Linked DNA regions of Homo sapiens: region 2 is linked to region 1. A link is a loop called in an ENCODE intact Hi-C map of the cell type or tissue named here. Cell type or tissue: MCF 10A. All regions are shown on one strand. Each heading gives the region's core, and the rest is flanking DNA. Links, peaks and the distances in the headings are about the cores only. Region 1 has its middle 26 kb from the start of YTHDC1. Region 2 has its middle 45 kb from the start of TMPRSS11F.

Evidence for each region. Hi-C counts contacts between places; a loop is a spot of excess contacts. Peaks named below come from ENCODE experiments on the same cell type or tissue, not always from the same donor. Only the 100,000 strongest peaks of a DNase experiment are listed, where the experiment ranks them.
Region 2: it touches region 1 in a loop (5-fold over the local background); 8 of 110 quality-filtered maps call a loop at or near these places.

What each region holds. Positions count from the first base shown.
Region 1 is chr4:68,368,331-68,383,774 of GRCh38, forward strand. It overlaps the pseudogene MT2P1 and the pseudogene LOC124900917. Among named protein-coding and RNA genes, the nearest start is that of YTHDC1, 26 kb to the left of the region's middle. In MCF 10A, for the core only: a CTCF peak has its summit at 7,819 (motif pointing left); a DNase peak (open chromatin) is centred at 7,841.
Region 2 is chr4:68,167,009-68,182,452 of GRCh38, forward strand. It overlaps the pseudogene FTLP10. Among named protein-coding and RNA genes, the nearest start is that of TMPRSS11F, 45 kb to the left of the region's middle. In MCF 10A, for the core only: a CTCF peak has its summit at 8,736 (motif pointing left); a DNase peak (open chromatin) is centred at 8,723.

The DNA of each region.
Region 1 (15,444 bases), core at 3,319-11,318:
GGGAGGATTCCCTGAGTCCAGGAGGTGGAGGCTGATATAAGCCAGGATCATATCATTGCACTTCAGCCTAGGCAATAGAATGAGACCCTGTCTAAAAAGAATTAAAAAAAAAAAAAAAGGAAAGAAAGGAAAAAAAGAAAAACGATATGGAGCTTGAACTTTCCTTGACTTTGGGCACGTCACATGGCTTCGATTTCTTCATCTATAAAATGTCAACCACAGAGTTATTGTGAAGATCAAATGAGCTGTGCATGTGAAATGAAACTACCTTTACAAGCATTAAATGCTATAAAAATTTTAAGCATGGCTTTTAGTAGTTTTAGCTCTAATTTTCTATTATTCTAAATAGTGGAATGTGGTAGAAGTATATCACTGTTTTTTCTTTTTTTCTTTTTAACCAGTGGTGGGGATAAGGGGAAGGAAGTGGTTGAAAAATCGAAAGGGAACTTCTTACTTGGGTAAGTCTGGACTTAATTGTGCCAAACTTTCTAAAGCAGCTTCCAGGACAAATTTCCAGGAATATTTAAAAAATTGTTTAGACTGACTGGAACACAGATATGAAGCCACATTTTTTGTGCACGTGTGACTATGTGTGCCTCTGGAAGATTTCAACACAAACACGCTCTCATCTAAATTAACGCTTTCCTCTGAATTGACTCATTTGACCAGCATAACCAGTTTGCATGCCAGTGCAAGCAGAGAAAGTTGTAATAAAAAGAAGAAAAGAATGAAAGGCATTTAGAAATTCGGTGGTTAAATGTACACTTAGTTAATCATTGTATTTGTTTTTCAAGGGCTTCCTAACCTTTTGGAGAAAGAAAAATATGGCAGAAAGCTGACTGAAGTTTGAAATTAATATGTGCAAAATGTCTGTAGAGGATCTAGTCTATCCTCCTTTCCTTCATCTTAAGACTTAATTTTATCCAAAAATTAAGTAGCCTGATTAGTCATCCTTGCTTTCTTCTCTTCCTGGCTCCTTGGGTTTTTTCCCACATGTATTTGTTCAGCATCTATTACAAAGCAGGCACTGCCCAAGGCATTGTTTTTAATGTACAAGTAGGGAGTTTGAAATTCATCCTTTCGATCAGAAGTTCTCAAACTATACGGTGTATATGATTCACAAGGAAAATTTGTCCAAAGTGCAGATTTCTAGTCTTAATCCCAGATATCAGATTTGAGGCTCTTCGTGGGGCCTGGCAATCTGCCATTTTAACAAGTGTCTGGGAGAGCTGTGGCTCATGCCTATTATGCCAGCACTTTGGAAGGACGATGCAAGAGGATTGATTGGAATTTGTGACCAGCCTAGGCAACACTGCATGACTCTGTCTCCACAAAAATTTAAAAAATTAGCCAGGTGTGGTGTTGCATGACTGTAGTCCCAGCTATTTGGGAGGCTGAGGTGGGAGGATGGAGTGAGCTGTGATCGTGCCACTGCACTCCAGCCTGCGAGACAGAGGTGAGACCTTGCCTCAAGAGACAACAACAGGGCCAAACGCGGTGGCTCACGCCTGCAATCCCAGCACTTTGGGAGGCTGAGGCAGGCGGATCACCTGAAGTTGGGAGTTTGAGACCAGCCTGACCAACATGGAGAAACCCCATCTTTACTAAAAAATACAAAATTAGCCAGGCATGGTGGTGCGTGCCTGTAGTCCCAGGTGAGACAGGAGAATCGCTTGAACCCGGGAGGTGGAGGTTGCAGTGAGCGAAGATGGCACCACTGCACTCCAGCCTGGGCAACAAGAGAGAAACTCTGTCTCAAAAAAAAAAAAAAAAGACAACAACAATGGCCGGGTTCAGTGGCTCACGCGTGTAATCCCAGCACTTTGGGAAGCCAAGGAGAATGGATTATCTGAGGTCAGGAGTTCGAGACCAGCCTGGCCAACATGGTGAAACCCTGTCTCTACTAAAAATACAAAAATTAGTCAGGCATGGTGGCAGACACCTATAATCCCAGCTATTCAGTAGGGTAAGGCAGGAGAATGGCCTGAACCCAGGAGGCATAGTTTGCAGTGAGCCGAGATCGCACCACTGCACTCCAGCCTGGGTAACAGATGGAGATTCCATCTCAAAAAAAAAAAAAAAAAAGACAACAACAAACAAGTGATAAGCAATTCAAGGGACTCCATTCACCTGTTTGAAATTAATAAAACACTTAGTGATTAGATTAGGTTGGTGGGCAGCTGAACTCTTCAAGATTTTATCTATATCTCTTTAAGAACTCCAGAATCGGGGCTCTCTGTTCGAATCCAGACTCTGCCACTTAGGAGCTATTCAGTTGATTGTATTAATCAAGTTAACCTCTTTGTACTCTGTGTCCTCCTCTGTGACAGTACATGGGAATCAAAATATCTACCTCAGAGAGTCACTGGGCAGATTTAGCAGATAAAGCATGGGTGTTATCTGGCATATAGCAGTAAGTACAAAAAAGTAGCTACAATAATAATAACATAACATATAAATTAATATAATAACATTGTTACCATTATTGGCAGTAGTTTTACTGTGGCTCTATTTTTTAGAGAGAAGAGAGAAGACACAAAGTTTTGCCCACAATAAGTGGTCAGGTCTTGGAATATGACTAGATGATTGCTTCAAAAGAGAGAAGTGTTCTGACTGCTTGTATATGTCTTCTGAGGCGGAAATTGCTGTTAGTAACAACCATTTTAGTTTACATTTTCTAAATATTATTAAATCCCTGAGTAGTAGGTAATATTATTGCTATTCTGACATTTTCTTCTCATGGCTTAATTTAAAAGAATCAAAATTATACCCAGCTCAGAGAGGTAAATAACAAATGTTCTCAAGAAGCATCTAAGGCCAGGTGCAGTGGCTCACGCCTGTAATCCCAGCACTTTGGGAGGCCGAGGCAGGTGGATCACGAGGTCCGGAGTTCAAGACCAGCCTGAACAATACAGTGAAACCGCGTCTCTACTAAAAATACAAAAATTATCTGGGCGTGGTGGTGGGAGCCTATAATCCCAGCTACTAGGGAGGCTGAGGCAGGGAACTCCTTGAACCCTGGACGTGCAGGTTGCAGTGAGCTGAGATCGTGCCACTGCACTCCAGCCTGGACGACAGAGTGAGACTCCGTCTCAAAAAAAAAAAAAAAAGCATCTAAAACAGGGGTCCCCAACCCCCATGACACAGATTCTGGTCCATGGTCTTTAGGAACTGGGTTGCATAGTAGGAGGTGACCAGCAGGCAAGCAAGTGAGCATTACCACCTGAGCACCACCTCCTGTTGGATTAGTGGTGGCATTAGATTCTCATAGGATCGTGAACCCCATTGCAAATCGTGCATGTGAAGGAGCTACATTGTAAGCTCCTGATGAGAGTCTAACTAATGCCTGATGATCTGAGGTGGAATAGTTTCATCTGGAAACCATTCATCTCTCTTGTCCATGGAAAAATTGTTTTCCATTAAACTGGTCCCTGGTGCCAAAAAGGCTGGGGACTGCTGATCTAAAAGATGTCCTCATCATAATCACAGATAATGAATACAGAATACTCAGTATCGGAGGAAAGATAAAAAGTTCAGTTTGGGTCAATTTCTTCACTATTTACATACACTTAGGGCCTTAGACCCTTCCATGCTAAAATTTAAATGCATGCATTAGCTCATTTAATCTATAATAGCCCTATAAGTAAATTGCTATTATAATCCTTATTTATTTATTTATACATTTTTTTGAGATGGAGTCTCGCTCTGTTGCCCAGGCTGGAGTGCAGTGGCATAATCTTGGCTCACTGCAACCTTCACTTCCCAGGTTCAAGCGACTCTCCTGCCTCAGCACTCCCTGGGACTACAGGTGTGCACCACCACACCACACTAATTTTTAAAATATTTTTTAGTAGAGATGGGGTTTCACCATGTTGGCCAGGTTGGCCTTGAACTCCTGAACTCAGGTGATCAGCCCACCTTGACCTCCCAGAGTGCTGGGATTACAGGCGTGAGCCACTGCGCCTGGCCTATAATCTCATTTTAAAAGATGCCATTATAAAACATCTTTAAAAATGAAATTTATTCTCTGAAGTGTCAACATAATAAGAAAGAAAAAAAAGACACTTAGGTTAACTAAAGTAATAAAGGAACTCAAACTTGAACCAAGAGCTATGTGATCTTACATCTCACTTTAGTCTGCATATCAAACCGCCTCCTAGACACTTTGAGGCTCACGGGTCTGAAGTGGGTGTAGTGGCATCCTGGGAAGATTTAATAGGACAACAAAGGTAAGTCACACAATGAGCTCTAAATTCTAGTCTGTCCAAAGCATGCTCCTTTCTAAAATTATATTCTAAAATGTTAAGAAAAAATACAAAAAAGGGCATTTTCAGAAAATGTTTTATAGTCCTTCCTCTGAATGACTAACTTTACCTTTTTTCTACATTGCATATTCTTTATCCCAAACATATGCAGAACATGTTGATGTGTTCTCTGATTACAAAGTGTTTTCAAATGATAATGTAATGACTCAGTAGACTTGTGAAATGCAGGCAGAAAAAAATCATTTAAAACCAAAATTGACTGTGCTGCTTCTACCTGCTAAGGGAAGTGGTCTAATTCGCATCAGAGGGGTAAGAGGCAGAGTTCCCTTCCCCTTTTGTAAAAGAAAAATGGGGACAGCAAGCAAAAAATCACTCAATTGTTAGGAAAAAATATCTAAGCCACCCTCTCACCTTCCTTCTCTTTCCCAAGAATTGGTTGCACTACTGAAACCAGAGGAGTGCAGGAATTCCACTATTTTGTAAAATAAGTTTGAGCCAAATTTGCCTGAATTTCTAAGACAGGCTACTTTGGTTGATACACGGATTAAGCCTAAAAATAAAACCTTTTGAGATAAATTGGGTAGTACACCCACAGAATCGCGCCCGAGTCAAGGAGGGAAATCCTTTTGGTATTGTGTTTAAAAATCATTTTTAATTTTCCCTACAACGAAGCGAAACTCCTCACATGTGTTTAATTGTTCGCTCTGAAAGACTACACAGGCCGTTACGAAAATAGTTTTTGGCATGAGTAGTGATCTAGTTATAAATCAGTGAAAAATAAATTGTGTCCATAAAAAAGTTACAGAATTTACCCCTGTGCCATTAAATATTAGTTAACAACCTTGATTTTTAAATTGATGTGCCATATTCTACCATATCGATACTGTATTTGATATGGTTCAGTTGCAGACTGCTCTTCCAGAATAAATAGGCAGAAAGGAATTTATCACTGGCTGCAAACCATTAGATGGCTTACAAACTGTTTGGAATTGTAGGGGCAGGCGCTGTGTGAGCGTTTAGGAACAACTTCCATTCTCCAGAAATGGCATGGGTAGTCCTGCGATCCAAAGGCAGCAGTGTCAGGTGGAAGCGCTAGAAGCCCGAGGCTGCCATTGGCAGAACAAAGCAGTCTCGGCCTGGCTTGGCAGCATCCAAAAGGACCGCAGCCGCCCTGCCGCTGCACACGGTGCATCTGATTGGCGGAACCCAAACCCTTCCGCAGCCCTCCCTGCGAAGATATCTGGGAAACGTAGTTTTTACCTTCTAACCTCTAAGGCACGGAAAGCTTATTCGATGTTGATTGTAATGGAAATAGAACTATGTATTAGGATTTGTTTAACCATCCCTTGAGTTTTAAATTTTTTGGTTGTTACGTAATTTTCTCTGTAATAAATAAATAAAATTCCCTAAACAATATGAATACTTTTCAAATTTTTGATAATGATTGCAAAATTGCTCTCTTGAAAAGTTATGCCAGTTTATACTCCTTCCAGCAATCTTTGTTCCATATTGTCAGTCATGATTAATACATTTGTCAATGCTTTTGAAAAGGAAAGTGACATATTATTTAAAAACTATGAATTTCTTTGGCTAGTTTGAAGATTTTAATTCTCACCACAAGTGAATTACGATTAGATTTTTTTTTTTTTTTTTGAGATGGAGTCTCACTCTATCACCCAGGCTGGAGTGCAGTGGCCAATCTCTGCTCACCAGCAACCTCCGCCTCCCGGGTTCAAGAGATTCTCGTGCCTCAGCCTCCAGAGTAGCTGGGATTTGAGGCATACGCCACCACACTAGGCTAATTTTTGTATTTTTAGTAGAGATGGGGTTTTTGTCCTATTGGCCAGGCTGGTCTCGAACTCCCGACCTCAGGTGATTCTCTGGCCTCGGCCTCCCAAATTGCTGGGATTATAGGGGTTAGCCCTCGCGCACGGCCGCAATTAAGTCTTTAGACGATCTGTTTCCCCAGTATTTCCCAGCAATGTATTTATGAATCATCTCGCATCTCGCATGGTGAGAAACTTAACATGAACGTTCAACCATGTAAAATTATTACCAGTGAAATAAATAACTTAATGTCTAGTGACCTCTTACTGTAGCTCTGTATTGGTAGATAGACACTTCTTTTTTGATCTTTCAAGTATATAGTAAAAAAAATGTTCCTTTTACAGTTTTCAATTTTTTTTTTTTTTTTTTTTTTTGAGATGGAGTCTCGATCTGTCTCCCAGGCTGGAGCGCAGTGGCCTGATCTCGGCTCACTGCAACATCCGCCTCCCCGGTTGAAGCGATTCTCCTGCCTCGGCTTCCCAAGGAGCTGGGATTACAGGCATGCATCACCACGCCTGGCTAATTTTTGTATTTTCTTTAAATTAGAGACAGGGTTTCACCATGTTGGCCAGGCTATTCTCGAACTCCTGACCTCAAGTGATCTGCCCGCCTCAGACTCCCAGAGTGCTGGGATTACAGGTGTGAGCCACCGCGCCTGGCTAATTTTTCATGTTTTTAGTAGAGACGGGGTTTCTCCATGTTGGCCAAGCTGGTCTCAAACTACTGACCTCAAGTGATCCACCCGCCTTGGCCTCCCAAAGTGCTGGGATTACAGGCGTAAGCCATCGCGCCCTGCCTTGTTTTCAAAATTAAACTTAGTTGAAGCCTGTAAGACTTAAAATGAAAGCAAGATTATGTGACTTGATTATGATGCAGCCAAATGAATTTAGATGCAAATGCTAGACTTGAAATGTAAGTGTACGAATATACAGCAGTATAATTTTATGAGGTCTGGGGGTTACTTGTGCATGAGCCCAGGATTTAGATATCTGGCTACTCACAGTAAGATCCATGGAAGGAAATAAATTCTATAAGGAAGCACTGTATAACTCAAAGAAACTAGAGAGGCCCAAATGTCCAAAGCTGCCATTTCGCTTGCTGGAATTTGCTGGTGGAATAACTACCCTTCCCCGAATTAATGAGGCTAAATGAATTCCTGGGGAACCCTCAGGCTGTCAGTGTAACACCTCCCACATCTTTTTTCTCCAGCAGGTGGCATGTACAGCACCATCCTGAAATGGTGATAACTTTATTATTATTATTGTCACTATTCATGGGGCTAACCATCTTCCCTTTTCTTCCCAAATAAGTACATGGAGTTTTAGCATAGGTATTAAAGAAGGCTCGTCAGCATGATGGCTTAAGTCTGTAATCCCAGCTACTGGGGAGGCTGAGGTGGGAACCGAGGAGTTCAAGGCTACAGTGAGCTATGATCATGCCACTGCACTATAGCCTGAGTGACAGAAGGAGACCCCGTCTGTAAAAACAATTTAAAGAGAGAAAGAGAAAGATAGAGAGAGAGAGAATTCTTGTTTCAATGACCTAGAGGAAAAAAGATGTTATAAGTTCGCTTTTGAAACTGGAACATTAATTTTTCACCATATTAAGACAAGACCCTGTATATACACGTTAAACTTAAACAGCTATCTTTTAGGCTGTTGAATGCAAGAAGGTAAGTTTAAGTACCATCTAGTGGTAGGCATCACCCTCCACCTAGTGGCATCCCTCTCCATCTAGTGGCAAGATAGGCGAATTGAAAGCAAGTGCCAAAGAAGAAATAGTCTGATACTGAAATGTTGAACAAAAGTTTAAAAAGACAACAGTATTGACCACGCCTCCTCCAAGTCCCAGCGAGCCCGTGTACAACCTGTCCCGACTCCAGCCGCCTCTTCAGCTCGCCATGGATCCCAACTGCTCCTGTGCCGCCAGTGACTCCTGCACCTGCGCCGGCTCCTGCAAGTGCAAAGAGTGCAAATGCACCTCCTGCAAGAAAAGCTGCTGCTCCTGCTGTCCTGTGGGCTGTGCCAAGTGTGCCCAGGGCTGCATCTGCAAAGGGGCGTCGGACAAGTGCAGCTGCTGTGCCTGATGCTGGGACAGCCCTGCCCCCAGATGTAAATAACGCGACCTCTACAAACCTGGATTTTTTATGTACAACCCTGACCCTGACGTTTGCTACATTCCTTTTTCTATGAAATAATGTGAATGATAATAAAACAGCTTTGACTTGAAAAAAAAAAAAAAAAGAGAATAGTATTAAAGTACCAGATAAACTTTACCACTGTTTTATTAAATTTTAATATAAATAAACTATGTAAAATAATTCATGATTGTAGCAGGTTATCTAATTTGGAAATAAAAAGAATACTCTTGCTGGATGGTAAACAGACTATTCCTAGCATGAGGTCTTTTCTTGGAATTATTTTATCTTAGTCCTTACCTAGAAGGACTTAGGAAGTGACAAACAGTGCTAAAAACCTGAGAGAAAAGTTAAGACATAGTGACAGAATTTTGCAGGACAAAAGAGTGATATTAGTACAGTCTTTCTTATGTTAAACCTTTTATGATCTTGAAAATCTTATCTTTAAATCTTAAGAAGCTGTTGGATTATACTTTAATCATTGCAGGGAAAAGATTTAGAAATTATGTTGTCAACCAGTTTAGATCAAATTGACATCAGAATTGGGTCTTTAGGAGGAGATTTTTGGTACAATAACTTTGTAATCTGAGGATACTAATCAGGGTATAATAGTACACTTAATTAGTATGATTAGCTGATAGTCTCAAGTTAGGACGACAGTCATTGAGCCCATATCAGGTAGTTAACAGTGAGCATCTATCTGTTCTAATATGTTCAGCATTCTGTTAGGATTAGTTGGTGTCCATGCTGTCCTTGTTATTAAATCATCTGAATATCATCCAAGACCATAAGGGACTGTATGTTCACAGGAAAAAAATAACAAAATCACAAAATGTGAAGAATGTATGTATTATGAAAAGAAGGTAGGCAAACAGATATCTTTAAAAGAGGAAGCTAAAAAAATAAAAATAAAAGAGGAAGCCAAATGAATGGATCAGATAGAAAAAAATGTTCAAAAGTGTAATAATTGTTTTAAAAGGACTAAAAATATTTTTAGAGACCCAAAGGAGGAAATTAGAAACATGAATCAGAAAAATCAGTTATGAAGGACCAACTGGAGATATTCAGTATGAAAAACCTAATAACTGAAATAACTCAGTAAGTATGGTATTAGATAAACCTTATAGATGTTTTTTAGATACTGCTTTTCAGAGTGAACACACTTGAAATACAAATTAGTGAGCTGAAAGATCAGGTCAATCAACTCTTCTAGAAGGACTCAGGAAGGACAAAGCAGTGCTAAAAAACTGAGAGAAAAGGTAAGATACAGTGACAGAATTTTGCAGGACGAAAGAGTGATATTAGTACAGTCTTTCTTCAGTATCTTCAAGGATTGGTTCAAGGACCCACTGCCTTCATAGTAAAATCCAGGAATGCTCAATTCCCTTATATAAAATGGCCTGTTTGCTCATAATCTACATACATCCTCCTGTATACATTCAATTATCTCTATATTACATATGATACCTAATACAATAGGAATGCTATGTAAATAGTTGTTATGCTGCTTTGGTTTTTATTTGTATTTTTTTAATTGTTAATTTGGTTTTTTCTTGAATATTTTCGGTCCCAGGTTGTTTGAATCTGTAAATGCAGAACCTGAAGATACATAGGGCTGAGTGTATTTGATAGAAAGAGGACAGAGAAATTGTTGAAATAAGAGAAATTTGAAGCTAGGATGCTATATCCAATTAATTCAATGTAAGGCTGAAATAAGTTATTGTAAGGTACACAAGGCCTCAGAAGGCTGACAAAAATTCTGTTTGAAAACACTTTGGGAGGATGTGCTCAAGTAAGACAAGGAATCAATCCAGAAGTTAACCAAGAGATGTGAAAAGTGTGGAACAAGTGAAGCTTTGTAACGTGTTTAGATGAAAAACTGCCAGAGGCATCTTTAATATAAACAGCTTCAGGAAGAGAGACACACTGTATTGCTTTCTTTATCCCAGAGATTTTGGAGCGTATACATAGGTGTCATGCATGTCGTATGTATATGTGCGTATTTGTTGGAGGAACAAAGCCCAACCCCCACCCCCGACAAAATCCCATGAGTTTATTTACACATTGTACATGAGAATTTGCGCTATTTCCTATCTTCAGACGTGATATTTAAAATATATAACAATTAGTACAACATAGGGCACTGACCAATCAGAACAGACACCAGCCAAACTGCTAGAGCAGCTTCCTGGATGCTGTGCCCTTCATGTCCGGATTATGAGTACACCTCTGGTGGGCTGGGGCAGAGGCATGGGGCAGGGTCTCAAAGTGGCTTCTATTTACCATGTATATAGGATTGTTTCAATATTTTAACAACTTGTATGGTCATGTATACTGACTGAATAGCAACTCTGCTATGAGACATAAGACATGTTTGATGACTTCATGCAATTTTCTGAAACATGCTCTTTTTTTTTTTAAAATAAACCTTGGGCAGATGTTATGTTAAGACAGTCTCTGTAGTAAAATAATTTGCCATATTGGAGAGGCTTATCATCTTTACAATGAAAGTCAGAAAATATAAGTAAAACATATTAAGTTGTACTAAAGCAGAGAGAATAATCAAATATAATCTTACTCAAGATATTTTCATGACAACTCAGCTTGCAAGATGTTTTCCTAGGCTTACTGGGTCATAAATATTCGGTATCATTTTTTTTCCTATATTTTAAAGAAAAGGAATTTGGAACATGTAAACTATAAATCTAAGTTTTAAAAAATCTAAACAACAGTTTCCTCTCATTGCAGACCTCATTCAAATTGCAGGCTGGAGCCATGCCCAATATGCCTCTTCAGAGCCACAACTACCCACAGGTAGGTGGGCACTTGGTGAGTGAGGATAAAAAGTTTGTTGTTATAAGTCATTGAGTTGTGCAGTTGTTTGTTACACAGCAAATGACATTCCTTTTTTACTTATTCATCATTCATTCAACGTATTCTAAACATATAACTATGAACTATAAAAACTCAAAACTGGCTTTTCTTTTAAAAGATTGACTAGACAAATTTATGTTAAAACTAATCAGGAAAGGAATGGAGATGCAAATAAACAACAGCACCTATGAAGTTTGCATTCTACTATTGAAACAGAAAATACACAAATAAACTGGGAATCCCAAATGGTTCATAAGCAAACGAAGAGTGACTTACCCTTACTCTGTAATCAGAGAACTGCAAATTAAAACAATTGGAAAGTCTGACAATATCATGCAGTGATGAGGATGTTGGGAAATAAGAGACCTCCCATTCAACTTAAGGGAAAGTAAGCTGTTGCAACCATTCCAGGGAGCAACCTGAAAGTACTTGGTAAATTAACTATCTTTATACTTTCTCAATGATGTAGCAATTACACTTCTAGGTCTCTTGCACATGTCCCTAGGAATATTTTTCACAGCAATGTTTGTGGTAGTAAGAATGGAGAAAGTCTAGATGTCCATTGACAGAGGAATGGGAAATAAAATAAGGGATAGACACATAATAAAGTTATATTCAGCACTCAGAAATAATGTTCTAGATTAATATTTATCTGGATGGCTCTTAAAATATCATGACAAATTGGGGAATAAACAATATGAGATTTATAAAAGAATAACTTTCAAGGATATTACATGCATATGCCCAGAAACACCAAATTCATCTTTAAAGATACACATATATCTAAATGAATATAGCAATGATATACTGGTAGGGTATAAATTAAATATGTAAGGGTGGGGTGAGGTGAGAATGGTGGATGCATGGGAAAAAGGTAGTAAAAAGTAGAAAGGTAAAATTTAAAAAGGGGTATTGCACAGACGCTGAAAATGTGCAATGAAATGAAGGGTGTGATTAATTCAATTTTGTGACTTGATAGTCTAAAAATAACTATATGTAGTAGAATCTGAAATATGAGGAATAGGGAACTTTAAGGGAGTATATGGAAGTCAACGCCGTCTAAGCATGTGCACACTGAATTCTCACACTTTCGATGATGTCCTGCTATTATATCTTTTCTAAGCTTAGAGGAAGATAAATACCACAGTAGTTATATTTTAATTCTAGTTTTATTTAGGTAAATGATAATAATGAGATAAGCCACAAAGTTCGAATTGACATATCTATTAGTATTAGTATACATAAATGTAGAAAATATATTTCAAAAGAAAAAAGAACGTACTATGATCATCAAAAACCTCACCTTTCCACATGATACATATTGTTGATATTTTGATATTTTTCCACCATGGAATTTATTTTGCAATTACCTTGTTAATCAGTATAATGTATAATGTGAGGATTAAATTGCATCTATGGATCTTGATGTGTTATCTTTAGAACTTATTTAGATTGAAGCTTTCATTTTATCTTTTTCAAACTACTATATTAATGATCTTGAATGAAGATTATTATAGGAGTTCAGTGCCTCGCAAAATTTTCTTGTACTTACCCTGTGCTTCATACTCTTATTGTCTTGCCTCCTTTGAATAATCACAAAAGAAAAAGAAGGCAAAGGACTATATAGCACAACCTATTAGAGGAAATGGCTGAAATAGTATTCTCTTAATGTTTAATGTGACTATTAAGAGGGTATTATGCTGGCATGTAAAACAGTTAATTGTATTCAGTGTGTTTTAACATCACTGATTAATTGATGGCATAGTGAATGTTCATCTTGGAGAAAATACCACCTTTGTATCTCAGGGGATCTAAAGAATGTCTTTTGCTGCTGAATAAAGTGCTTCAAAAAGTTCAAAGGGAGAAATGTGTATTTTTTTTTATGGTAAGGAAGAATAGATTTTACCACTTGGGAAAGTAACAGCTTATGAAATCACGCAGTGATGACTGTAATTCAGCTGTCGTCTGTTTCTTTCACCTTCTAACCAGTGAAAAAAGTTAGGTTACTTATTTCTTTGACTAAGTAAATTGAAAAGGAATAAATTCAGAAAGATTATCTAAGGAAACTGGTTATTAGAGCAAAATGGTTTGTATTCACTCTGTAAATGAATGCTCCTGCTGCTTTTCTCTTCATTTTAATCATAATATTTCTTTTTTCCAGTTGTTTCATGTGAATTTTATTTTATTGTTTGTTTTTGTTTTTGAGATGGAGTCTCGCTCTGTTGCCCAGGATGGAGTGCAGTGGTGCCATGTCGGCTCACTGCAATCTCCTCCTCCCGGGTTCAAGCAATTCTCCTGCTTCAGCCTCCCCAGTAGCTGGAACTACAGGCATGAGGCACCACGACTGGCTAATTTTTTTGTATTTTTAGTAGAGATGGGGTTTCACCATGTTGGTCAGGCTGGTCTCAAACTCCTGACCTCAAATGATCTGCCCGCCCTGGCCTCCCAAAGTGCTGGGATTACAGCTTGAGCCACTGTACCTGGCCGTGAATTTTTAAATATATCACATTTCAAAATAATTTTGCAGTTCCAAAATAATTATTTTGTAATTCAAAGACAGTTGAATAAGCAAATCCCTTGGGATTTGATTGTGTCAGAATTATAAGGTCCTGCTTATTTTTATTTTTATTTTTGGAATTTGTCTGATGGTTGCAGATTATTGTCACCGGTTCCTCACGTTTGTTCCCAAAAGAAGTAGGATTTGTGAGACTTGGTTCCACCTTTGATTTTGATCCATCCCTCTGAATCAGGCTAAGTCACAGACTCCCTAGGTCATTGCCACAATTTTATAAGTAAGGCAACTAAAAATAATCTATAGTACTCACTTTCAAAAGATCAATCACTCAATTCACTGAGTGTTAATAACTGATTTAGCTCAGGGAGAAGGACATTTCTCTTATTATTCTCTATAAGAAGGTAAAATATCTAGGTTCTTACATTTTTGAATAGCAAAGTAATGTTGAAATTAGATGGACACCTTGACATAAATCTGAATAAAAATAACATATCTCAGGAATCTTTTAGTATTATATTATTGATATAAAAATTATTAAAATAGGCTGAGCGCTGTGGCTTACGCCTGTAATCCCAGCACTTTGGGAGGCTGAGGTGGGCGGATCACGAGGTCTGGAGATCGAGACCATCCTGGCTAATAAGGTGAAACCCTGTCTCTACTAAAAATACAAAAAAAAAATTAGCCGGGCGTGACGGCGGGCGCCTGTAGTCCCAGCTACTCGGGAGGCTGAGGAAGGAGAATGGCGTGAACCTGGGAGGCGGAGCTTGCAGTGAGCCGAGATCGCGCCACTGCACTCCAGCCTGGGCAACAGAGCAAGACTCCATCCCCCCAAAAAAAAAAAAATTATTAAAATAGCAATATTATTAATGTCTACACTTGGTCTTAGCCAAAAGGCCAAGAAGATATAGTTTCTTAAATTTCTGAGATCTTTCTAATTTATAAAATGCTTTAATATACAGCTTTATTTTTATTAATTTAATTTAATTTAATTTATTTATTTTTTAGATACAGAGTCTTGCTATGTTGCCCAGCCTAGACTTGAACTCCTGGGCCCAAGTGATCCTTTTGCCTCAGACTCCTAAATAGCTGGTACTAGGCGTGCGCATCACTGTACCTTACCTCCATACGCAGCTTTTTAGAGGCAGAAACTATTTCACTGACTTCTATCCCTTAAACCCAGAAATTGCCAGACATAGGTTAATAAGTGCCTAAAGTAAACTTCAGTCTTTTGTTGCTGTTTCCCACCTCCTATATTTGAGGAATTCTCTGCAATATGTATCTTTAACAGAAGCTCCAAAGGCCATGTGCTCTATATCCCATCTTTCTCTTCAACTACAGCACAGTAACGTAACTTAGGCTCACCTGATCAGCTGTACCCAGTTGAACTTTCGCTGGGAGCTGGTGATGCAAAAGAGTAGCAATGGTGGAGAATCTATTCTGATAGTGGCAGCAGTATAGATAGCAACAACCTGTTCCAGGGCAGTAGTGGAAATGAAACTAGTGGTGGCATACGGTGGCTGGTGCCTGAGGTGATGGCTGTACATGTGGTGGCATCCAGTGTTCAGCCATGGTGGGAGCAGTCCCCTTATGACCCTGGATCTATGGTTTTACTTGTGGATCTGGCTGGTGCATAGTGCTCATTGTTGATCTTCCCTTTTTCAAAACTTGTTTCTTTATTCTTCTTGACAATTCTCTTAGATATATAAAATCCTTTTAATAAATTCTGCTTAAATTAGAATTGGCTTCTGTCACTTGCATTAATATACTTGACAAATAAAATATGAAACTGACTTGCATAGCTCTATAACCCTATCAAGACAGGTTTT
Region 2 (15,444 bases), core at 4,586-12,585, 200 kb before region 1:
TGGAGCAAAGTTTGTTGATGCTTTCATGTTGGGGTCATGTTTTCATGGTACTACACCTGCTTGGCCAGCCAGTTCCATTGAGGTGCCTGTTCCCAGTCCCTCCGGGGGTTCTCAAACAAAATCTGACAGCATATTCCCTCACTCTTTACTCTGCATTTCTTGCTTCCCACGTGGAGTTTTTCCATCACCTCTGAGACACTGTGGAGGTGCACTGATTTGCCCAGTTGTGTTTGTGAGGTTGCAAATTATACATGGACAGTGGCAAGTGTCACTGACTTGCTTCCACTCACTAGCTTACTCCATGCAGTGTGGCTGCCACTGTGGATGTTGTCACTGCTGTTTTGTGATCTAGCCTCCTCATAGCTGCTAGAGGGCCAGGTGGTACAACCTAAAACTGTGTCACAGTCGATGTGTCATGGGAGGAATTTTTTTCCAATGGCAGATACAAGAAGGTGAATTCTTCTCCCTTCCTCTCCCTAGACAAATCATTCAGAAACACAGTGGCTCATATAGACTCTCCAAAGATATCCCACTAGCTTGATATAAAACTCTAGCCCAATTGGTAACGTACCCCTTACATTTGCTTTCCATCCTCATCCCTTCTTTCTCTATTGATCCCTTTCCCTCAGTCCTTCTTCCCTAGAATTGCATATCCCTAGAATTGCCTTGGGCTCTATTTTCTAAAAAAATCCACACTAAAAACAGTTTGCCATCCTATGATCACTACCATTATTCAATAGCTAATCAAACCATTTAGGGGTTTATTTACAGTTATTTGATTGAGAGACGAAAGAGGAACAGAAAAGAGAACCTTATTTACTAGGCTCCAAGAAGGTAGAGGAGGTTGCCCCACTTGGAGAACTGTGCCAAATTTCCTGACTCCAACTGCTATACTTCGTAGGTAACAGATGGCATAGTGGGTGGAAGGGAGTTACACATGCAACTATTCAAATCTCTAGCACTGAAAATATCTTGATTGCAAGAGGTGACGCTTAGGAAATTTTAGAGACAGACATGTCAGAAATAATTCTGATGTAGCAATAGCAGAATATATAAGCAGGTTATCCTATAGGTAATTGTTTGCTTGCACACTATTGAGATTTATATTGATGCATAGTATGCATTCTTCACCAAATATCCAGAGCAAACGTGCTAATGTATTGTGTTTAAAGAACTGCAGCCAGATTTGGGGAAAGAAAAGAACACAACAGGACCACTATTTCTACTCTCTCAAGGGAAGAGAATGAAGTGAAAACAACTCTATCTAATTTGGGGGCCATGAACATTTGCCCTACAATCAGTGGCAATCTAACCGATTTGGTTCTGCAGATGTCGGAATAAAGGGCAAGGAACCCAATAAACATGATAATGTAACATTGACAGTAAAAATAGAGATGTCCAGACAGAACACTGTACAGTGAATACTTTAGATCACACTAATGTCTTATCGAATGTTAAATATATCTTTTGTTGACCTAATTAACATATGAAACAGATTTTGTTTCGATTACACATTAAGTAATCTCATGACGTGTTCTTTTGTGGAGGTTGAGGTTGTATGAGTTCAACATGTGTTGGTAGTGGATGAGTGGGCATCCAAGTGGCAACATGCACTACCTAATTTAAAATAATACATTAGAGGTTTAACTTGATTGGGGTTACGGGAAGCTTTGACTAATGTCTTACCATTTGAGCAACGAAATGAATATTTATGTCTTGTACTTGTATCTCAAAAGCAATGTTCTTTAACGTGTTTAAGTTGCAGCCCTTTAGAAAAAAGATTTTCATTTCCCTCTTAGGTATCTCATAGTAATAGGGCCAATTTCTATGGCAACTCATTTATTAATAAGAAGTTATTATTTCGGGCAAAGACTCAATGATGACTATAAAGAAGGAGAAAAGAGTCTTCTGATGCTACTTTAATTTGAATTTTTACTGAGAAGATGAAAAGGGCTGCATATAACATTAATTAGTTGGCCTTGTAGTACGCATTTGAAACTACTATTTTGTGAATCTGTTTATTTATTTAGCAAATATTTACTGAAGGTGCACCATGTGTAGGCAGTGTTCTAGATGCTGGAGTGACGGTGGTGATATAACAAAGTCCTTGCCTTCATGGTCATTTATATTCAAAGAGAAGAGATAGGTAGTAAACAAGTAGATACATAATACAATGCCAGGTTGCGTTTGGTGCTGTGAAGGAAACTGAAACAGAATAAGGGACTGGAGAATGAAAAAGACCTGGAGACTATATTAGATAGTAAAGCCAGAGAAAACCTCTCTGAAGATATAAGATTCAAGTAGAGACCTGAAGAAGATAAAAATTGATAAAAATCAAAATATCGCAGGGCGTGGTGGCACACGTCTGTAATCCCAGCACTTTGGGAGGCTGAGGCAGGCAGATCCCTTGAGCCGAGGAGTTTGAGACCAGCCTGCTCAACACAGGGAGGCCTCATGTCTACAAAAAAAAACAAAAATTAGCCAGGCATGGTGGTGCACACCTGTGGTCCCAACTACTTGGGAGACTGAGGTGAGAGGATCAATTGAGCCCGGGAAGCAGAACTTGCAGTGAGCTGAGATTGTGGCACTGAACTCCAGCCTGGGAGACAATGTGAGACTCTATTTAAAAGAAAAAAAAATCAAAATATCTATTCATTCACTGGCTGTTTTAAATGAATTTTTATTTTAAGAATTGCAACATCTATTCATATTTGGAAGTGGTATGTAATATACATTCAGTTTAAGGCATGGGTTGGTGTACTAATGGATTTGAGGATTTCTTGTGATAACTCCGCAATCCACTACTGCCCCTAGGGAACTACTCCTTTAGATCCATCCCATGTGCCCAACCTATCCCTATTCTCTTTAATGGGCATTTATTTCCTAGTGCTCCCACTTGTGCCATGCTCAGCCCTTTGACCATTAATCCCCTCATCTAAATGCCAGCCTTTTCTCAACTGTATACCAATTCAAATTATCTCTTCCCAAAAAATTATCTCTTCTGTAATAAGAGATCACTACTTTTTAAAAAATTTACTATTTGCTAGGCACTATGCAAAATGCTTTATATTTATTGTATTCATGTACAAATGTAGGTAGTAACTACTATGATTCCTACTTTGCAGACAAGGAAATGGAAACTTGGGGAGTTTAAGAAACTTGTTTAAGTTCATATAGCTTGGCAATGTCAGGGAATGCCTACACTTTTTCTTTACTCTTTGATGGAAAATTGATTTAAAAAAATTATTTTATCAAAGTGTATTATCTGTACCTACGAATCAACCTCTCTTCATCTCTCCCCTTCCCTTTACCCTTCCCAGACCCTGGTAAACACCAATTTACTCTATCTTCATGAGATCTACTTTTTCAGTTCCCACACATGAGTGAGAGAACAAGTGATACTTGTCTTTCTATGTTTGTGATGCTCACACTTTAAATTATTATTCTAGTGTGCCTTCCTAGACCATTCTAGGACAACTATTCTATCTTGGTATGATCTCACCCTAGAATGTTTATCATCAGAATGCTGATAAAGAGAAAACCACATTAGGAAATTTCACTAAAAATTATACAAATAAGAGCTATACAAATGCTGGTTCATTTTAATAATTTTTATTAGCCAAAATCAAAGGAACATCCTCAAAAGTGAGGAGATCCCTGTTTTCAGTGGTGCTCAAGCAAAGAAAGAGTGATTCTCTCAACTGGGTGAGAAGTTGAATTTAGTGACTTCAAATGTAGAAATCTATGATTCAGATATCTATGCTTTTGCAGCAAGGTTCCATAAAAAGAGGTGGGTGAGTTATAAGCAGCCTGGAGGTGTTCATAAACATAATATACTTGCAAAAAAAATTAAGTGGAATTTTTATGACCTAGTAGTATTTTTGAATTGTTTACCAGACTATATTACATACAAGCACTAATGTCTCTTTGTAATTAATCCCCATGTCAGTATTTCAGTTAGAATTTTCCTCTGTGGTATAAAACCCTTAGGAGCCCTTCAGGGAAGATGTACCAGAAAAGTATTTTATTAGTCCAGAGCTAATATTTAGTCAAAGAAAATATGACAGAACCAAGAAGAAAAAGCTACTTTTAGAGGTATGGGGTTTTTCTATTCCTTCAAATTTACTTTTATACAAGAGATAATCTGAAAATCTTATTTTTGGAATCCAGAAAAAGTATTTTTTTTTTTTTTTTTTTTTTTTTTTTTGAGACGGAGTCTCGCTCTGTCGCCCAGGCTGGAGTGCAGTGGCGCGATCTCGGCTCACTGCAAGCTCCGCCTCCCGGGTTCATGCCATTCTCCTGCCTCAGCCTCCCAAGTAGCTGGGACTACAGGCGCCCGCCAACACGCCCGGCTAATTTTTTGTATTTTTAGTAGAAACGGGGTTTCACCGTGTTAGCCAAGATGGTCTCGATCTCCTGACCTCGTGATCCGCCCGTCTCGGCCTCCCAAAGTGCTAGGATTACAGGCACGAGCCACCGCGCCCGGCCCAGAAAAAGTATTTAAACAATAAAATTTTTGAAAAGTTCTTTTCATTAGCATTTACTAAGAAGGATTTCACTCATTCATGTATTTTATTATTCCTTAACAAACCTTAACCTGGAAAATATTATTAAAAGACAATATTTTTTCTGGGCAAAACCTTAAAGTTTGTATAAATCTTTAAAAATTTTTTAAATATAAACCTGAGCTCTTCCAGTGCAGTTCTCATGAGGAAGTGGATGTAAGCAGTGCATAGCACAAATGAACAAGCATGCAAGTATAAAGATCCCCCGCTTGTACTATCAGTGTGCCACTTGATTCAGCATATTAAGCTTCTACTGTGTTGAGTAGGCTGCTTGTCTCATAATTTTATAAAAATGGCATAGAAAAAAGAGACATAGACACATTATTTTAAACAGACTCTGATTAGTGTTTGATATGGTTTGGTTGTCCTGATTCAAATCTTCTCTGGAATTTCCATGTGTTGTGGGAGGGACCCAGTAGGAGGTAACCGAATCATGGTACTATCAGTGTGCCACTTGATTCAGCATATTAAGCTTCTGCTGTGTTCAGTAGGCTGTTTGTCTACTGAACTACAAAACTACTGTTTTATAAAAATGGCACAGAGAAAAGAGACATAGACACATTATTTTAAACAGACTGTGATTACGGTTTGATATGGTTTGGCTGTGTCCCCACCCAAATCTCATCCGGAATTTCCATGTGTTGTGGTAGGGACAGGGTAGGAGGTAACTGAATCATGGGGGCAGGTCTTTCCCATGCTGTTCTCATGATAGCAAATAAGTCTCATGAGATCCGATGGTTTTAAAAAGGGAGTTTCCCTGCATAAGCTCTCTTTGCTTGCTGCCATCCATGTAAGACGTGACTTGCTCCTCTTTGCCTTCTGCCATGATTGTGAGGCTTCCCCAGCCACGTGGAACTTTAAGTCCAATTAAGCCTCTTTTTTCTGTAAACTGCCCAGTGTAGGATATGTCTTTATCAGCAGCATGAAAATAGACTAATACAGTAAATTGGTACCAGTAGAGTGGGGCGTTGCTGAAAAGATACCCGAAAATGTGGAAGCGACTTTGGAACTGGGTAACAGGCAGAGGTTGGAACAGTTTGGAGGGCTCAGAAGAAGACAGGAAAATGTGGAAAAATTTGGAACTCCCTAGAGACTTGTTCAGTGGCTTTGACCAAAATGCTGATGATATGGACAAAGTAATCCAGGCTGAAGTGGTCTCAGATGGAGGTGAGGAACTTGTTGGGAACTGGACCAATGGTGACCCTTGTTATGTTTTGGCAAAGAGACTAGCAGCATCTTGCCCCTGCCCTAGAGATTTGTGAAACTTTGGGAGGCTGAGGTGGGTGGATCACCTGAGGTCAGGAGTTTGAGAACAGCCTGGCCAACATGGTGAAACCCCATGTCTACTAAAAATAAAAAATATTAGCCAGGCATTGTGGTGGGTACCTGTAATCCCAGCTGCTAGGGAGGCTGAGGAAGGAGAATCACTTGAACCCAGGAGGCAGAGGTTGCTGTGAGCCGAGATTGCACCATTGCACTCCAGCATGGGCAATAAGAGTGAAACTCCATCTCAAAAAAAAAAAAAAAGAAAAGAAACTGAACTGGAGAGAGATGATGATTTAGGGTATCTGGTGGAAGAAATTTCTAAGCAGCAAAGCATTCAAGAGGTGACTTGGGTGCTGTTAAAGAAATTCAGTTTTATAAGGGAGGCAGAGCATAAAAGTTCTGAAAATTTTCAGGCTGACAATATGACAGAAAAGAAAATCCCATCTTCTGAGGAGAAATTCAAGCCAGCTGAAAAAATTTGCATAAGTAATGAGGAGCTGAATGTTAATCTTCAAGACAATGGGGAAAATGTCTCTAGGGCATGTCAGAGGTCTTCTCGGCAGCCCCTCCCATCACAGGCCCAGAGGCCTAGGAGAAAAAAGTGGTTTTGTGGGCCAGGCCCAAGGTCCCCATGCTGTGTGCAACCTAGGGACGTGGTGCCCTGCATCCCAGCTGCTCTAGCCATGACTAAAAGGGGTCAATGTAGAGCTCAGCTGTGGCTTTAGAGGGTGCAAGCCTCAAGCCTTGGCAGCTTCCATGTAGTGTTGAGCCTGCAAGTGCACAGAAGTCAAGGATTGGGGTTTAGGAACCTTGGCCTAGATCTCAGAGGATGTATGGAAATGCCTGGATGTCCAGGCAGAAGTTTGCTGCAGGGGCAGGGCTGTCATGGAGAACCTTTGCTAGGGCAGTGCAGAAGGGAAATGAGGGGTCTGAACTCCCACACAGACTCCCTACTGGGGGACCACCTAGTGGAGCTGTGAGAAGAGGGCCACCGTCCTCCCGACCCCAGAATGTTAGATCCACTGACAGCTTGCACCGTGTGCCTGGAAAAGTTGCAGACACTCAACACCAGCCCATGAAAGCAGCTGGGAGGGAGGCTGTACCCCACAAAGCCACAGAGATGGAGCTGCTCAAGACCATGGGAACCCACCTCTTACATCAGCATGACCTGGATGAGAGACATGGAGTCAAAGGAGATCATTTTTGAGCTTTAAGATTTGACTGCCCATTGGATTTTGGACTTGCATGGGGCCTATAGCCGCTTTGTTTTGGCCAATTTCTCCCATTTGGAACGGCTGTATTTACCCAATGCCTGTACCCCCTTTGTTTCTAGGAAGTAACTAACCTGCTTTTGATTTTCCAGGCTCATAGGTGGAACGGACTTGCTTTGTCTCAGATGAGACTTTGGACTATGGATGTTTGAGTTACTGCTGAAATGAGTTAAGACTTTGGGGGACTGTTGGGAAGGCATGATTGGCTTTAAAATGTGAAGACATGAGATTTGTGAGGGGCCAGCGTGGAATGATATGGTTTGACTGTGTCCCTGCCCAAATCTCATCTTGAATTTCCAAGTGTTGTGAGAGGGACCCAGTAAGAGGTAATTGAATCATGGGGGCAGGTCTTTCCCATGCTGTTCTCATGATAGCAAATAAGTCTCACAAGAGCTGATGGTTTTAAAAAGGGAAATTTCTCTGCACAAGCTCTCTTTGCTGGCTGCCATCCATGTAAGATGTGACTTGCTCCTCCTTGCTGTCCACCAGGATTGTGAGACTTCCCCAGCCATGTGGAACTTTAAGTCCAATTAAACCTCTTTGTTTTGTAAATTGCCCAGAATCAGGTATGTTTTTATCAACAGTGTGAAAACGACTAATACAGTGTTCTAACAAAAATACAAATGACATGTCATCAGAGAACGGGAGAGGAGAGAATAATTTTTGCCAAGTCTTTTTTATATGAAATTTGAGCTGGGCTCTGAAGGAAATTAGAGTTTTAATTGGCATGTTGTGTTGCTAAAGGGAGGAACCCATAGGCAGGACTGGGAATTTAGATACCATTTAGATTACGAAGGGCTTGAAAATAAAATTTTAAAAGTTATCTTTCTTAGCTGGGCATGTTGGCACATGCCTGTACTCCCAGCTACTTGGGAGGCTGAGGCAGGAGAATTGCTTGAACCCAGGAGGCAGAGGTTGCAGTAAGCCAAGATCACACCATTGCACTCCAGCCTGTGCAACAGAGCGAGACTGTCTCAACAAAGAAAAAAAAAAGATAAAAAGTTATGCTTCATGTATTAGTAAATCACCAAAGACTTGCAAGACTAGTTAGGAAACCATCAAGACTTAGGACTGATGGGGAAAGATGATAGAAAAGGAGAAATTAAAGGGGATAATAAATTTTCAAGAACAGTAATGCCATTAAATAAATGGGTGAACATATAAAGAGGAGCACATATGTAAGTCAAATGATAAAATGGGGTGGACATATTAAGTTTTGGGGGCCTTGCATTATTTGGAGTGGTCAAGTAGGCAGCTGGAGGTATAAAACAGAGTGTAGTGTTCTAAACCTGGCAGTTATTATAATTACCCTGCATTGCATTTGCTGTGTACTGGTACTTTCCACTTGGTTATGTGGTTTTTAGAGCAGAATCTATTACTTAAATACATCTTTATTTATCATGGAACTTGTTACTGTCCTTTGCAAGAATGAGTTTTTTTTTTTAATGGAATCACGGTTTATATTTTGTATTTGCCAGAAATAAGGATGGGGGGGGTAGGTTTTCACTTTGTCTATTCTTCTGTCTCCTGCTGGGATTGTATTTTGCTCATTTATGAGACTTCTCAAGTTAACAATGTTACGTTTGACATTTAGGGGAAACATGAGAAGCCTGATACTTGGGTTGTAGTGCCCTCTGCTGGGAAAAGTGATAGAACATAGGGGTGTTCTCGCAGAAAAGAAAAAAACAGAAGTTGAGATGTCAGAGACAGTAATTAATGTCTTTTTATCCTTTAAGCAAGTATATATGTGCATATATATTTTACATAAAAAAAAACTCAAAATAGTGAATGTATTTAAACATCAAGTTATTCTGGTAATTTAAAATGCAATTCCGTTTATAAAAACTAGCTTAACAAATTTCATTAACACATTTATGGAAAGCAAAAATAAATGATAAATCTGTCATATACAATTATGTCCCATTTGAGCTTAAAGAAACATAATTATAGGATTTCAGTTATTTATGACTACGCAACCATATGATTTTCCAAGACTGTTCGATGCAAAATTTTCAATTCATTTATATCAAGCTAAATGTCCCAATTTAGGCTGGGAAAATATGTTCACCATATTCATAAATATCTCATCAATATTTAATGACTAATGATTTATTGAAAATATCTCATTTAAATTGAAATTTCTTTAAACAAAGGTTAATGAATTTTTTTTCCTTTTGGTTATAAAGTAACCATGCTCATTATGGAAAATATAAGACAGACTCCAGAAATCATTCATAATATCACTAGAATAAACTCTGTTTAAAAAAAACACTCTGGTGTCCTATATTTTTTCTAGTCTTTTTTTCTACTCGTGTTTTATATAGCAGAGACAAACTACAGAGCAGTTTTACGTAACTTTTTTCTTTGCATGATGACTTATAAATCTGTGCAATTTTAAAGAATTCTCATCCCAACATTGTACTTGTTTCCTTTTCCCTTTTCTACCCAATTAAAGATAAAACTTCTTCAATACTAGCACAGAGCTTTTGATCATTACACCAGAAAGCATCTCTTGCTTGTCAGAACCTTCCAGGCTCTACTTCTACTCCTCTTTGATCTGGAACTGCACTGTTGCCTACTAGTCATCATTCTAGTTTATTCCCAGAGCCCTCTACTGTTTACTCTGTGAAAACTATTTGTTCTTTGCTACAGTAGAAATTAGTGCCAGCGGTCTTTTTCAACAAATTAGGCCAGAGAAACTTCTGTATCTCCAAATATACATGTTCTGTCTCATGTTTCTCAGCCTCCTTAAAGTTAAAAGGGGCCATTTAACAAGTTTTGGCAAATGATCTAGGAGCATTAGTGGATATATTTTCATTCTGTTAGTGGGTCTATTAGCAGCATTCTCTTGCTCTGTGATTAGGATTGTGAAGGCAAATGTTCACACGGCATAGCCACAAGATGAAAGCAGCCTGCATTGCTAATCCAGCAGCCTGGGAGAGTCATCCTACTGTCAATACCTATGAGTGAGAAGTAAATTTTGGTGTGCTAAGCTATGGAGATTTAAGTGTATGGAGCCACAGTAAAATCTAGCCTATCCTGACTAATACATGATAGTATATTCAGTCACAGTGTTTGACAATGTTGTTTTCTCTGCTTTGGGTGCCCTTCCCAAGCACCTCCATCCCTTCACCAAGAAGTTTTTCTTGAGCTTCCTCTTATTCATCCCACAGGACTCATCTCAGGGGCGTTTACTTGATAAACTTTTGATTGCCCCCACCCCTCATTCTGGGTTAGCTGTCTGTCCCATATGCTTCTGTAGTACCATAAGTATATAAATGAACAGTTCTTGGATATTTATGGATTGATGAAATTATTTTGTAGGTATTAGTTATATAAACTTTTCTTTAGAATAATTATTAGAATAATTAGAATAGATCAGCAGTTTTCAGAGTGTTTTCTGCAGACCCCTAAGGGTCTCTGAGGCTTTTTCAGGAAGTCTGTGAAATCAAACTAACAGTGAAAATAGATTAGTGGCAAAAAAGGCTGGGACTTTTAGCAAATCAAGGTAAAGGCAACAAACTGTACCAGGAGTCATTGCATCATTGTATTTTTCACTGCCATACATTTGCAGTAAAAAAAAAAATCCAACTTTATTTAAGAATGCCCTGGATGAAACATTAAAGATTATAAATTGCATTGCCTTTTGAAATTGAGTACATACATGTCTTTGTTATGAATGACAAAAGAGAGGTAGACATAAGCATGGTTGCTGCATAATTGAATTGAATGGCAATCTTGAGTAAAAGCACTGAAGTAATTTTATGATTTGCAAGGTGAATGCATCATTTTTACCGTGGAACAACATTTTATTTGCTAAGAGTGACTGAAAACCTATTAGAATCAGAATCAGTATTTAATATATTTAGAATCTGCATGTGGCAGATATTTTCAGAAAATGACTATTTGTTGCTAATTATGAAATATGAGATTTATTAAGAAAATTAGAATTTTGGTAAACTTATTTGTGCTACCGTGAACCTGACATCCCCATAATACTTAAAAGATTTTATAATGTGATCAGTGATATTAATGAACATGACTTTGTGACACAGTACAATGAAAGGTGTCAACATTTGGAATATTTACTTAACTCAGTGTAGTTGTCTGTTCTCACACTGCTGTAAAGACATACCTGAGACCTGGTGATTTATAAAGAAAGGAGATTTAATTGACTCACAGTTCCATATGGTTGGGGAGGCCTCAGGAAACAACATTCATGGTGGAAGGCGAAGGGGAAGCCAGACACATCTTACATGGCGTCAGGAGAGAGACAGCGAAGGAAGCCACACACTTTTAAACCGTCGGCTCTCATAAGAACTCACTCACTATCACAAGAACAGCATGGGGGAAACAACCTCCATGATCCAATCGTTTCCCACCAGGCCCCTCCTCTGACACATGGCAATTACCATTCAAGATGAGATTTGGGTGGGGACACAGAGCCAAACCATATCACTCAGTTAACCAACATTTTCAAAAAGACATACAAATTATGTCACAGAATCATGCATGAATAAAATATCCATTCAAAATGCAAGATATACTAATGGATTTCAATATAACAACACGTAAAAAGTTTGTTGATATGGTTCAATCAACAAGAACAAAAGCAAAAAACGTTGCCTCCAGAGAAAGTACCAAAGTTCTTACTATTCCAGATTCCTAGGTGCAGAAGAGGGTTCCTCATAAAAGCTTGGCTGAACTCCCCTACATTCTCCCTTTCTATGCTACAGCACTGCTGTCCTTTGCTTCGAGGCTGCTACCCACCCCAGAAACTATTAAGAGTGATGGGATGGTCCTATCAACCTTTTCCATCAATAGAATAGAAACTAACATATAGATTTTTAGTTGTAGGAAAATGCTAAGAGGTTTCTATGACTACAAAAGTCAACTATTCTTTTGAAACAGGGAGGCTAACAATCTGAGCAGGCTCATTTATAACAGTAAGTACACAGACTCATGAAATAGCTCCTACCCATATAGGAGTGTTGGAGAAAGGAAAATAAAATGAAATAAAAACCCAGCAGAATATGGGTAAGAATGGAAGGACCCATCTTTAGCGTTCATACACACTCTCTTCAGAGGATGTGGAGGGCCCAAGTCCCTTTCTTTCCCAGAAGAGTAACCTTTCCTAAGAGGAACACATGCCACAAATTAAGATTTTACATTTTTTTTGGTTTTGTTTTTGTTTTTGACAGGACTCAACACTCTGAGAAAATGAGAGAGCCAAAAACTCTACATTATTAAAGCAATGCTTCCAAGGATGTTATAGAATAATAATAAGCAAAAAAACAAATTCAGCAGTTTATCGGATCCAAAGAGCCATGTAGAATGTCTTGTGGCTGAGAATGAATGAAGAAAGAAATGAATGAAGGAAGAAACATAAGCAGCTGAAAACTGAAAAGACCAAACTCCAAAAAGGGTTCAGTAGAAAGGGAACTTGATCTAGATGCTGGTTTTATAGAAAAATCAGAGTTACAGAACCTGTATCACCCCACAGACACTGTAAAAGGCCTAATTAATATTTAAGAATAAAGGAGAGATGAGGAGCAAATATAAAACAGTTTAGGTCAGCTATATAACAAAAAATCACCAAGCCAGTGATAATCCAGTTTTTCACTCTGCAGTGCTCTAAAAGAAGCATCCTTCCCAGAACTTAAAAAAATTATGATTATTGACTGGACATTAAGTTTTTGGACTTGGAAAACACTGAGCTCTCTGAGGTTTCATTTCTTCTGATAGAAACTAAATAAATACCTAGAATAATCTTTTAAAGTAATCATTGTTTTTCTTTTCTTAATCTCAGGATTTTAAAGTATAGAAATCCAATATGTGTAATAAACAATCTACATTGTCATACCCTTTTAAAACACTTTCATTGAAACCTCTTTTGTACTATGAATGAACTGCATGCATTTTGTTATGCACATTTAATTAATTTGTATAAAATATTTAAGATAAATATTTCTAATTAAAACTAGCTGTGTCAAATTTTGCACTACTCTTAATGATAACATCAAAACTATCAGGAAACATAGTTAAAAATTGTATTTTATTGGCCTGGCACAGTGGCTCCTGCCTGTAATCCTGGCACTTGGGGAAGCCAAAGCAGGAGAATGACTTGAGGCCAGGAGTTTGAGACCAGCCTGGGCAACATAGTGAGACCCTATCTCTACATTTCTTAATTTATTTTGTGAAGAAAACAACCAACGTGGTAGTAGTTCTTTTTTAACAACAACAACAAAAAATTATTTACAAGTTTATATAATTAAGTAGAGCATACTTTAATTTGTAACATTTTGTTTATGGTATGTTTAAAAATATTTTAAAATATCCATGGAATTATCAATTTGTTTTGAATACCGTATGGTAGACATAATACTAATTGGCAGTATTTGATTTTAATAAATAATTCATAAAATTTTTAATACATAAAACAGCTGCATCTGCATTGCTACTTCTCATTGCAAAGTTTTGTCATTAACAAACTTTAATTCAGTAACATACAGAATTCAGTTTAAGTTGTAGCTTAAAAATTTGTCAGATACCATCAAGCTATTTTCACTTTAAGGTATACAAATATTTATTTGAAAAAAAAATGATTTTTTAACAAAGAAAATGGAGTTTTCTATTCCACATTAATAAACTCTGGCTCTCAGAGACAGATGGGAGCAAAAAAGATTCCAACTCCCAGATAGAGTTCTGGCATGGATTCACATAGAACAATTACACTAGTATTCAAACTTCATCTGAAGGCTTAAAAACATAAAATTACAAAATTAGAATCTTAGCAGTCACTAGTATCACTTTCCATAATCTCTACTCCTACCCCCACCCCAAGACTAGATCCTTTAATCTCCTCTGCCCCTTCTAGATGAATAGGCATCCAGGATCCACCTGAATGACAGCCAAATTTGCCAGACCATGATTCAGAGGGCATTTTTACATAGGCTCAAGTGAGAAATATAAAATACCCTACAAATATAAATGCCTTTGTGAAAGTAATGCTGATGTCATTCCCCAGCGTGGACTTCTTACTAGTGTTAGGTATTACCCAAAACTATAAGGAGTTTTCACTCTTTTCAGAAAAAGCAAGCAAGCAAACACACAAACACATAACACCAACAAACAAAAACTCCCACAAAAATGGGAATTGTCAACATCTCTGGTTAAAATCACTTCCTTATCCTGGACTTCTATGACTAAGAGGCAGGATTGTGTAAAGTGGGTGTTGTTCTGCATTCTTGGACAAGGTTGTTAACCTCTTGGTATCTGTTTATTCATCTATAAAGTTGAAATAATAATAGTATTCTTCATGGAATAGACAGAAGGATCAATTGGGATAATACAGACAAAGTCATTGGAATTGTGCCTGACACATAGTAACAACTCAGTAATGTTAAGCACTGCTGTTTCATTTATGATGATGATAATGAATACAATATGTAATGTTAATTACCACCAAAGGCATTAAATATCAAGATCATTAATAACTGAAATTTAATATGCTAAGACTACTTTAAAAGGCCTTTGGTATTTCAATGTTTTAAGAAACTGAGTTTATTTATGATATAAAGGAACTAAAAATGCCATTTAAAAGTGATTTAATAAAATTTTAGGACAACTATTATTACACATATACTTATTTTAGATCTTTGGTAAATGCAAAATGGCTATCAGTAGATAGTGTGAAATCCACACTTTCTGGAAGAAGAAAATTCAGTAAGTAAAAGATTTTCTCATATATCTAATCTAGGTCATTGAAGCTCAAATAAAATTTAAATACTGTATAAGGACTTGTCAAGACACTAAATCAAATGTTCAGTAAATACCGATAAAAATTTTAACTTTTTAAAAGTGAATATTACAGACTGTAGTCACTTAACGCCTGGAGACTGTGTGGTTCATAAAACAGGGCCCTAGGCTCGCTTCTGGGGACTGTGGGACTGGGACTATGGCCAGAAATTAACATTTGTGTCACACAAAAAACCCACCTGCAGACATACCATGCTTACCTCCTTCTTGAACTCCCTTCTTTCCCGCCTCCAGTCTCTGGCCCCTACTTAACTTTCTCCCCACACCCCTACCCCCACCGCAGCTTCCAGAACCATCTTCTGGGCCTTCCCATCATCCCCCAGCCCAAGACCAATTCAGCCTTTCTTTTGTGTGCGTGTCTGGTTAGCTCCTTTCCAAAGAACCATGAGTTCCCACATCAGCCAGAATTACTGCACCGAAGTGGAAGCCGCCGTCAGCAGCCTGGTCCACCGGCAGCTGCGGGCTTCCCTTACCTACCTCTCTCTCATCCTCCATTTCTACCGCGACGACGTGACCCTGGAGGG